Linked DNA regions of Homo sapiens: region 2 is linked to region 1. A link is a contact called in ENCODE Hi-C or POLR2A ChIA-PET data. All regions are on one chromosome and are shown on one strand. The core of a region is the stretch at or near the end of the contact, and the rest is flanking DNA. Distances in the headings are between cores, read along the strand shown. Region 1 holds the start of FHIP1A (FHF complex subunit HOOK interacting protein 1A). Region 2 overlaps FHIP1A (FHF complex subunit HOOK interacting protein 1A).

What was found. Hi-C counts contacts between places; a loop is a spot of excess contacts on that map. ChIA-PET counts read pairs that join two places held with the same protein, here RNA polymerase II (POLR2A). Pooled maps may share reads with other maps.
Region 2: a map of PC-9 shows a loop between it and region 1 (5-fold over the local background). The contact joins the enhancer-like site here to the promoter of FHIP1A in region 1. A Hi-C loop is called at or near these places in 4 of 168 maps with a recorded cell type or tissue (Caco-2, PC-9, gastrocnemius medialis and 1 more) and 3 of 50 pooled maps. POLR2A ChIA-PET finds 5 or more read pairs at or near these places in 11 of 52 experiments (H1, HEK293T, MCF 10A and 7 more).

The regions. Positions count from the first base shown.
Region 1 is chr4:151,407,203-151,411,175 of GRCh38, reverse strand. It overlaps FHIP1A (FHF complex subunit HOOK interacting protein 1A), which reads right to left and starts at 2,000. Exons shown (of 14, transcript NM_001109977.3): 1 at 1,711-2,000. It overlaps FHIP1A-DT (FHIP1A divergent transcript), which reads left to right and starts at 2,284. Exons shown (of 3, transcript NR_183963.1): 1 at 2,284-3,973. RefSeq lists silencers at 2,041-2,210, 2,331-2,803 and enhancers at 2,030-2,729, 2,730-3,429, 3,261-3,570.
Region 2 is chr4:151,456,472-151,460,361 of GRCh38, reverse strand. All of the region lies in intron 2 of FHIP1A (FHF complex subunit HOOK interacting protein 1A), which reads right to left. Among named protein-coding and RNA genes, the nearest start is that of FHIP1A, 49 kb to the right of the region's middle. Within about 2 kb of position 2,026, at least 3 of the 41 ENCODE cell types and tissues checked have a DNase peak (open chromatin) inside an H3K27ac peak, as active enhancers do; they include PC-9, where a contact is called at or near this core.

The DNA of each region.
Region 1 (3,973 bases), core at 751-3,250:
GTACAGAACTGTCCAGCAATGCATCACTCTGACTATGTAAAAATAAAACACTCCTTTTATTTCTAGTCTTCAAGTCCTCCATTAAAAGTCCTACACAATGTCTTTATATGAGAGCCAAGAAAAAAGGTAGCTGGGCAGTTGGACCTAAATTTTTAGACCACTCTCAATCACTCTCTGAATCCACTTCAGTGATGTCCAGTTTCTCTGCCCCTTTCCAGCCACCCTACACAGTTTAATCCTGTTCCTTGTCCTACAGGACAAATGATAAATAGGACCCCAAACTTAATTTATTTCAAGACAGGCATGGACATAATTCTTATGAGCTCTGCGGAAAGGGATTAACTGGAACTAAAAAGATATCAACCTTTAATTATGCGAAAAGTTACCTAAAGCCAACAAGTATACTGTATTAAAGAGTAAATTTATGGACTAAATATCCTGCTCAATTTCGGTCCAAAGAAGACCTTTGAAGTTCTCCAAACGTGGACTTCAGCTGTGGTTCACTACATGTGGACAGCTTCGGGGACAGCATCCTGCCTAGTGCCAGGTGTACAAGTGAACTTGAGGTCAGGCAGGTGACCCTGACAAGCAGGCATAATACATTAAGGAGAGGAAATCTTCCCTCTCATTAATCAACAGGATAAAGGTAATTAAGCAGGAATTATTTTTCAATGACCTATATAATTTCATCAGGGCTGCTATGACTATTAGCAGGGAGCAGCTGACTTCCTAATGAGATGAATTTGATAGCACAGCCCTTCCAGAGAAGCCAAGGGAGCAAGCCCAATCTATAGGGAAGCAACAATTGTTAGGCATTGTTTACTCCTCCTCCTGAAAGCTGTCTCTCCTTCTCAACATTTGGCTCTTTCCCTTCAGGGGGGTTTCCCTGTCCCTGGATAGCTGGGGCTGCAGCATCTGCTGAATAGTGGAAGCTAGATCTGCTGTGAATGGGTGGGTCCAGGAGGCTGGGACACTAATTCACTAGACCTGCTCATGTGATTCCCAAAGTCCCAAGCCAACAAGGCTACCGCCGCCTGCACCAACACCTCGCTCTGACCAGGCCTGAAATAAGACACCAAGGTAGTTCTTCCCACTCCCTAGCAGAAGCGGAGTTAACAAGGGACCTTTGTTGAGCCAGAGGAAACACAAACACATACACACTATCAATAATAACCACGACTTGAACGCAGTTTCATCACAGAATTTACGAAATTGAGCAACAGCTACCTAACCAGTAAGTCCTTACACCAGGAAAGGGCTGCAAACCTCAGAGGGGCACCGCCTCTGTCTCCTGTGTAAGCAAGTTGATTTACAGGGGAAACCTGAACTCCACATCTCTTTGCCTTTTCCTGTGCCTCCCAGAGGACCCTGGGACCAAGGAATGGGATGGAGGGCCCTAATGACATATTCCTTCGTCAAAACAAGCTGGCTCTCTCTCTCCCAGGGTCAGTCACCGCGTTACGCCCCGTCCCGGAGCCCGAAACCCTAGAAGTCACCTCCTCCCCCCTGCGCCCCCGCCCGACGCAGCGACCTCGTTTGGAACATCCCCAGCCGGCCCCCAGCCCAATGCCTGCTCCCTCAGCCCAATGCCCGCACCCCCTGCCCAGTTGGCGGATGCAGAGAAGGGACATTTCGACTCTCCCTCCTCCTTCAACCCTCTAAAATAAAAGAATCCCTCAAGCGCAAATCTCCGGCCAGCACAGCACCTACCTGTCCCCGGCCGTGGCTCCTCCTCCCCGAGCAGTGGGGCTCGCTGGACAAGTGTCCTCAGATAGTCCAGAAAGTTTGCTCTGCGGTCCCGGGGACGCCTGCGCGGGACCCAGTGAGGAAAGCCGGGCTGGCTCCTCGCACCTCGGGCGGCCGCCGCTCGAAAGTCTTGGCCCAGGTCCTCCAGGCCCGGCTCAAACTCAGGAGTGCCCGGGAAGAATGTAGGTCGTGAGAAGGTCGGAGCGCAACTTTTCGAAGGTGCGTCAGCCGCGGGCTGAGGCGCGTGGGTCACTGCCTCCCCCCAGCCTCTCCCTAGTGAGCGCGGGGGGGGCGGGGGCGGGGGCGGGGGCCGGGGCGGGGCAGGGGCGGGGGTGGGGCCCAACCTGCCTGGAGGCCTCGGGGAGCGCGCCCCGGCCCCGCCCCCGCCGCCGCCGGCCCCGCCTCTGCCGCTGGGACACGCCGCCGCCAGGTGCGCCGGGGACTTAGGCAGTGCCGCGCCGCACGGCCCGCGCCGGTTTCCAAGGTGAAGGAGGAGGAGCCTCTGAGGGAAAGTTTCCACAGAAACTTGAGCTGGGCGCAGTGTAGCACTCGCGCCCTTGGGGGCTAGCGTTTGGCCGGAGCTACACACTCTTTACTCACGCACGCACACCGCCGTACACAGCACAATCGTTCACCGTCCCGCCAAAGGCTCGTCTCTCGGGTTCTGCCTAGTGGAAGGAGTCGGACAACGCCGCACGTCACGGGCGTTTCGGATTTCTTGCTTCCCAAAGGTTTGACGGCGGCCACCGGCGCCCCGGCCCAGCTCTGCTTTCCTTTGCTGACTCCTTCCTTTAGGTGTGAATTTTAAAATGCTGATACCGCCCCAAGAGAGCTGAGTCAAGTGAGGCAAACGTTCGCCTGTTGTTCTCCTGACAGACTCCCTGCAGTGGGCAGGGGAAATGTGGCCTTGGCCGACATTAATGAAGTGCCAGGATGGAGGGAGGGGGCCTGCTGATTTGTTCTGTTTTACTTTTTAAGGGTAACTAGAGCGTTACTGGAGTCGTCTGTGGGTTTGGGGAGTATGTGGCGCGTGTGTGTGTCACACATTTCACTGGCAACTCCCGCCAACCCCTTCCCAAGAAATGAAGGCTCTAATGTGGGCAGTTCTGCAACAAAGGTGAAACTTCCCCAAATCACGATTCCCCGCAAGATGAGAGAGCAGGTGCAGCATCCATTTTCCCACTATCACGCTTGAGATGGTGGCTTTGGGCACTGCCGGGTGCCCCGACATCCTTCCCAGAGCCCAGCCTTCCCACCCAGGCCCGGCCCTGCGCGGCCGCCTGCCTTTGCATCAGAGACCGCGGCTGTGCCATTGCCAAGGTGGGCAGCGCCGCCTCGCTTCCCCATTCCTCCGTCTCCCACGCCTCTTGCGTGTTTGAGTCGCGAAGTGATGGACTTTAAATCTCAGAGGAGGAATGAGAAACTTGGTTAGTGGCTCTCTTGGCATGTTCGTAGCCCTGTGGTTGAAGTGGCTGAAACCTGCGTTGAGCCTCAGTCCAAGCAGCTGGGGCCACACCAGTTTGCAAAAGCGGATGTGGCAGTTTCCACCGCAGCAGCAGCCTGCTGGCGCCTCATCAGATTCTCCTTTGGAGGAAGTATCTTCTTCCCTTCATTCTCGGTGAATGGCATCCAGAGATAACCAAAATCAGGTGTATCTAGTTTCAAGTTCTGTCTTGCAACCGTGATAATTGGAGGATGCAAACTTTACACTTTCTTCTCTAGCTGTCTACCACCACTGCTGCGCTTGTGGATGACTGCAGGAACACCGGGTACTTGCCACAAGTATCTCTCCAGATTCATCAGCCTTTCACCTGTGACAAGCTCAGTCAAGAAGTGGCTCCTAAGTAAAAGCTGGGGAAGAACAAGGAAGATAGAGCTCAGAGTAGAAAGCTGTGAAGTTCTGCACAACAGGTCCCCTTGGCCTGCTCTAACAGTTGGAAGGTGGGGGAAGCATTCATTTACTCAACAAATATATACTGAGTGCCTTTTGCATGCTAGGCACGCTTCTAGGGGTTGAGGACACAGCAGAGAGCACAAACAACAATTCCAGCCCTCGTGGAGCTTACCTCTTCCACGTGGGAAAGACAGATGGTAAATGTATAAGGACAATATATGGACTGCTGTATGATTAGAAATGCTATGGAGAGGCTAGGAGTGCTGTCTCATGCCTGTAATCCCGCAGTTTGGGAGGCCAAAGGAGGAGGATCACTTGAGGCCAGAAGTTGGA
Region 2 (3,890 bases), core at 777-3,276, 49 kb before region 1:
AATACATAGTTTTCCCAAATGTTGTGCTCTGAAACACTTCATTCATTTTTTTGTCCAGCCATGGGAAATAAAATGATCACTTATTTGCTAAAATGTTTACCTCTCTCACACAAATTTAAACCTAATAACAGGAAGACCTTTAACGCAGGGCCTCTAAAAGCTGATTTAAATGTAGAACATATTAAAAATTTACCCACATTTTAAATAAACAGTATGTTGGTATTCACATTACCATAATAATGTATCCTCAAATATCAAAAAGAAGTGTTATTTTTCAATATGTAGCCACAAATTCAAAAATAAATGTTTTCCTATATTGGGAGAAAATTAAACTCTTAAAAACATAAACAATCATAAGCATTCAAAATAGCAATCTAAAGATTCCCTTTATTTCATTTGTCCATAAAATTAAGAGCATCTGTCATATGATAAAAAATATATATACAAAAAGCTGAATTCCAAGTGTATGCAAAAGGTCTTTCTCATTCTTGCTCTCTCTCCGTCAACCTTAATAAATAGTTGTTGTTTTTGGTAGCTCTACAACAAGGGTATTAACACTTAAAGCCATTCTAGCTTCAGCCACTGTTCTGGTTTCTTGCTTCTGTCGCAAACCAACACTGAAGGTAAATAACAAAGATTAATGCAGTACTACCTTGAAGAAGCAATTAAAAAGAGGCTGAAAAGCAGCAACCAAACCCCAAACCATTTGCTCTTCCACAATAGGAAGCTGAAGATAATCTCGTTTGCTAAACATAAATCACTTGAGATCTGGCCAAATTCTTAAATGATATTACAGATGGAAACGCTGCAAAGTCAGGTGCTGCTTACATAAGTATTTACTTCCAACTTGGAAAACAAACTAGACCAGTTTTTCTTGTTCCTTTTAGGAAAGTGATCATTTTAAACCATGAAACAGTTAACAGAAGGGATTCCCTAGACCCACTCTTGCTGGACTTTTGGTCCCACCCGTACTCACTTTGAGACGTATTAGGTTTCTTGAAACTAAATTTGCTTCCTTATCCTTCAGTATCTATTTAAAAGTCTTTAGGTAGCAGAAAGTAAACTCCATCAATCAATCTTACCTTCTTATATATTTTTGTAGTATATTCACTTTTTTTCAGGAACAAAAGTCAAGATATACTCCGGTAATACTTTTTGTGCACGTGTGTGTATATATATACTTTAAAAAAAAATTCTCTTTAGGGCTCTGTGAGGTTTATGCAAGCAGCCCTCTCACAGAGGCCACTGTGTTTCCCAGGGTTTATGTTCACATGCAGCTGGTCATACGAACAGATTGGCTTTACTTTTCATTTCCTTGTGTTAAAGTCACTTAGAGAAGGTTTGAGAACTACAAGGTATAACAAGTCACTTGTTCGTTTAAAGGTGCTATGTTAACAGCAAATATTTTGGTGGTGCTGGTTGGTTCAATAACCAAGAGTTTGTGAGGATACTTTCTCTATGACCCTTTTTCTGCTAAATATTACAGGAAATGCCAGTGATCCTGATAGAGATCCACTATGCCCAAGAAAAGCGACTCTGTGGTGTGTGAGTAGGAGCCGACTAAGATAAGCCAAACAAAAGACAGTCCCTTGCGCCCAGACTAAAACCCCATTCAGTTTTAAAGTGTACTGCAACAAGAAGCCCTGGATTAAATGTCAACCCCATACATTTTAGTTATTTATTCTACAGTTCTAGATATTCCCAAATACACAGTTAAGGACAGCCAGGGTACAAAATATTCCAGTAGACCTTACTCAAATCTGCCAAAACCTACATTAAAAGCTCCTACTAAACTTCCATTTAGTCTGATTTTCCCCTCCTATATGCTGCACAGACACCCCCACCCCCAAACCCACACACATCTTCTGCACCTCACAGGAACTATTACTTTCTTTACCCTCTACCAAAGAAATCACTTCCCAAAGTACCTGGTGAAGACTTTCCTAGAGCCTGTTCACACCACAGCAGACCTGGCTAGGCTGTTTCCTCCTCCTTATAGGACCAAGAACACTGCCCCTTTTTCCAGGCCTGGCTTCTTCCCCCAAGGCCACAAAACTGGTTGGTGCCAACACTCTGAGTAGCTTAACCACTGACTATTTTCTTCCAAGTGCAATTCAAAGTTCTGTGGCCTAAAAGCAAAACACATCACAGAGCTCATGATTCTGAGTTAGACAAACCTGGCTTTCACTCTGCTACTTATGACCTCTGCGACATGGGCAAAGAACCTCTCTAAGCCTCAGTTTCATCTCTAAGGTGGGGATAATAATAACATTTACCTTTACTGTGAAGACAGAATAAGATAGCACATGTGCCTGGCACATAGTAAGTGCTCAATAAATGTTAGCTATTTTTTACAATCATTATCATTACATGACTACTCTACTACCATTATCACTACAGGGACCATAAACTGGTAGGCTTCAAGCCAAATCTGGATTTCCTGTTTGGCCATCAAAATATATTTCTGTTTTTGTTTTATTTTAATTACCTTTGGAGATAGAAGTATTTTCCAGTCTGTCATAGTTCTTACCATTCCTCCCTAGAAACTTATATTCATATTATACTACCTGCCTGGCCTCTGAGTTTGTGATCCCCACCCCTCCAAAAAAGGTCTCAGAGATACCTAAAAAAGGGGCGGAAGGGGAGTTAAATCAAAGACATTATAGAACTAGGGCAGCCAGACAGTATACTAAAAAACACCTTTTTTAAAAACACAGAAAGGAGCCACTAATTTCCAAAAAGGTTAAGATTTCTCAATCAGTCAAAAGACATATATGTGACAGGTGGAGGGAAAAGGAATAAACTCTACTTTGCAGTTTTACAGTCAGTAATAAGTTCTGGAACATGGAGAATTTGTGAGGTTCTTCTAAAACACAAAACCCCTCTCTCCCTTTCCTGGTAGGGCACAACACGGATAGACCAAATAGAATAATTTCAGATTCAGAAAGCACACTTCCAGGGCCAGGGCTCTTCCCTACATGCAGAAGGCCACTGCTCAGGCAATTTCCTGTTCCAAATGCACCTGTCAGTGGTCAAGGGCTTAAATTCACCTAATAGCTTCACACATATCAGAAACTTTAAGTTGTCTGACATTTCATATTTTTCTATTCTTACTTAGCCCACACAGGTTTTCCATTAATGATAAAAGGACATAACTAATAATTCAGAAACACATACCTTCTTAACATACATCATTTATGGGGAAAAAAACTGTTAAAATTACCAAAAAAGCCCCACTACAAGACCATATTTACCTATTACAGAGATTTATTGATATGAGAAAACTAAACAACTATAACTCTCTAATTTATTAGAAAATCTCCTTCTGTCATTCCCAGAAGTCTATCCATTGAAAAGATCCTCTTTAAAATAATGTCATTAGCTTTCAAATACTCTAAAATAATCACAATAATACTGTAAAATAAAAACAAATAGGTTTTTTTCAAGCTATACAAAAATTTTTTGAAATAACTGCAAAGTAAAAGGTAGACAGGGCCAAAATTATTGTCACAATAACCAATACAACAATCTCATATGAATCCAACTCATTATTTTTATGGAATCTGTTTACCCTCTGCTCTGGGAATCCAATGTAAATGCAATCAAAATCATTTACATTGAAAAAAAAGTAAGGGCATAACAATAGTTATTTCTAAGTGGCCAGATTATAGATGATTTATTTTTCTTTTGTGTGTTATGTGTATGTTTTCTAAGTCTTCTGCTCTATAAAAGTTATACTTTCATTATGAGATTTTAAATGTTTATATATTTTAACAATACTGTATGTAACCATGATTGGTGGATCAGGGTACATTTCCAAAGTGCCCTTAAGAAGTCCCATAAGGAGTCAGAAGTAAATGTGCAGAAAGTAGCTCTCTACCTGATTTTCC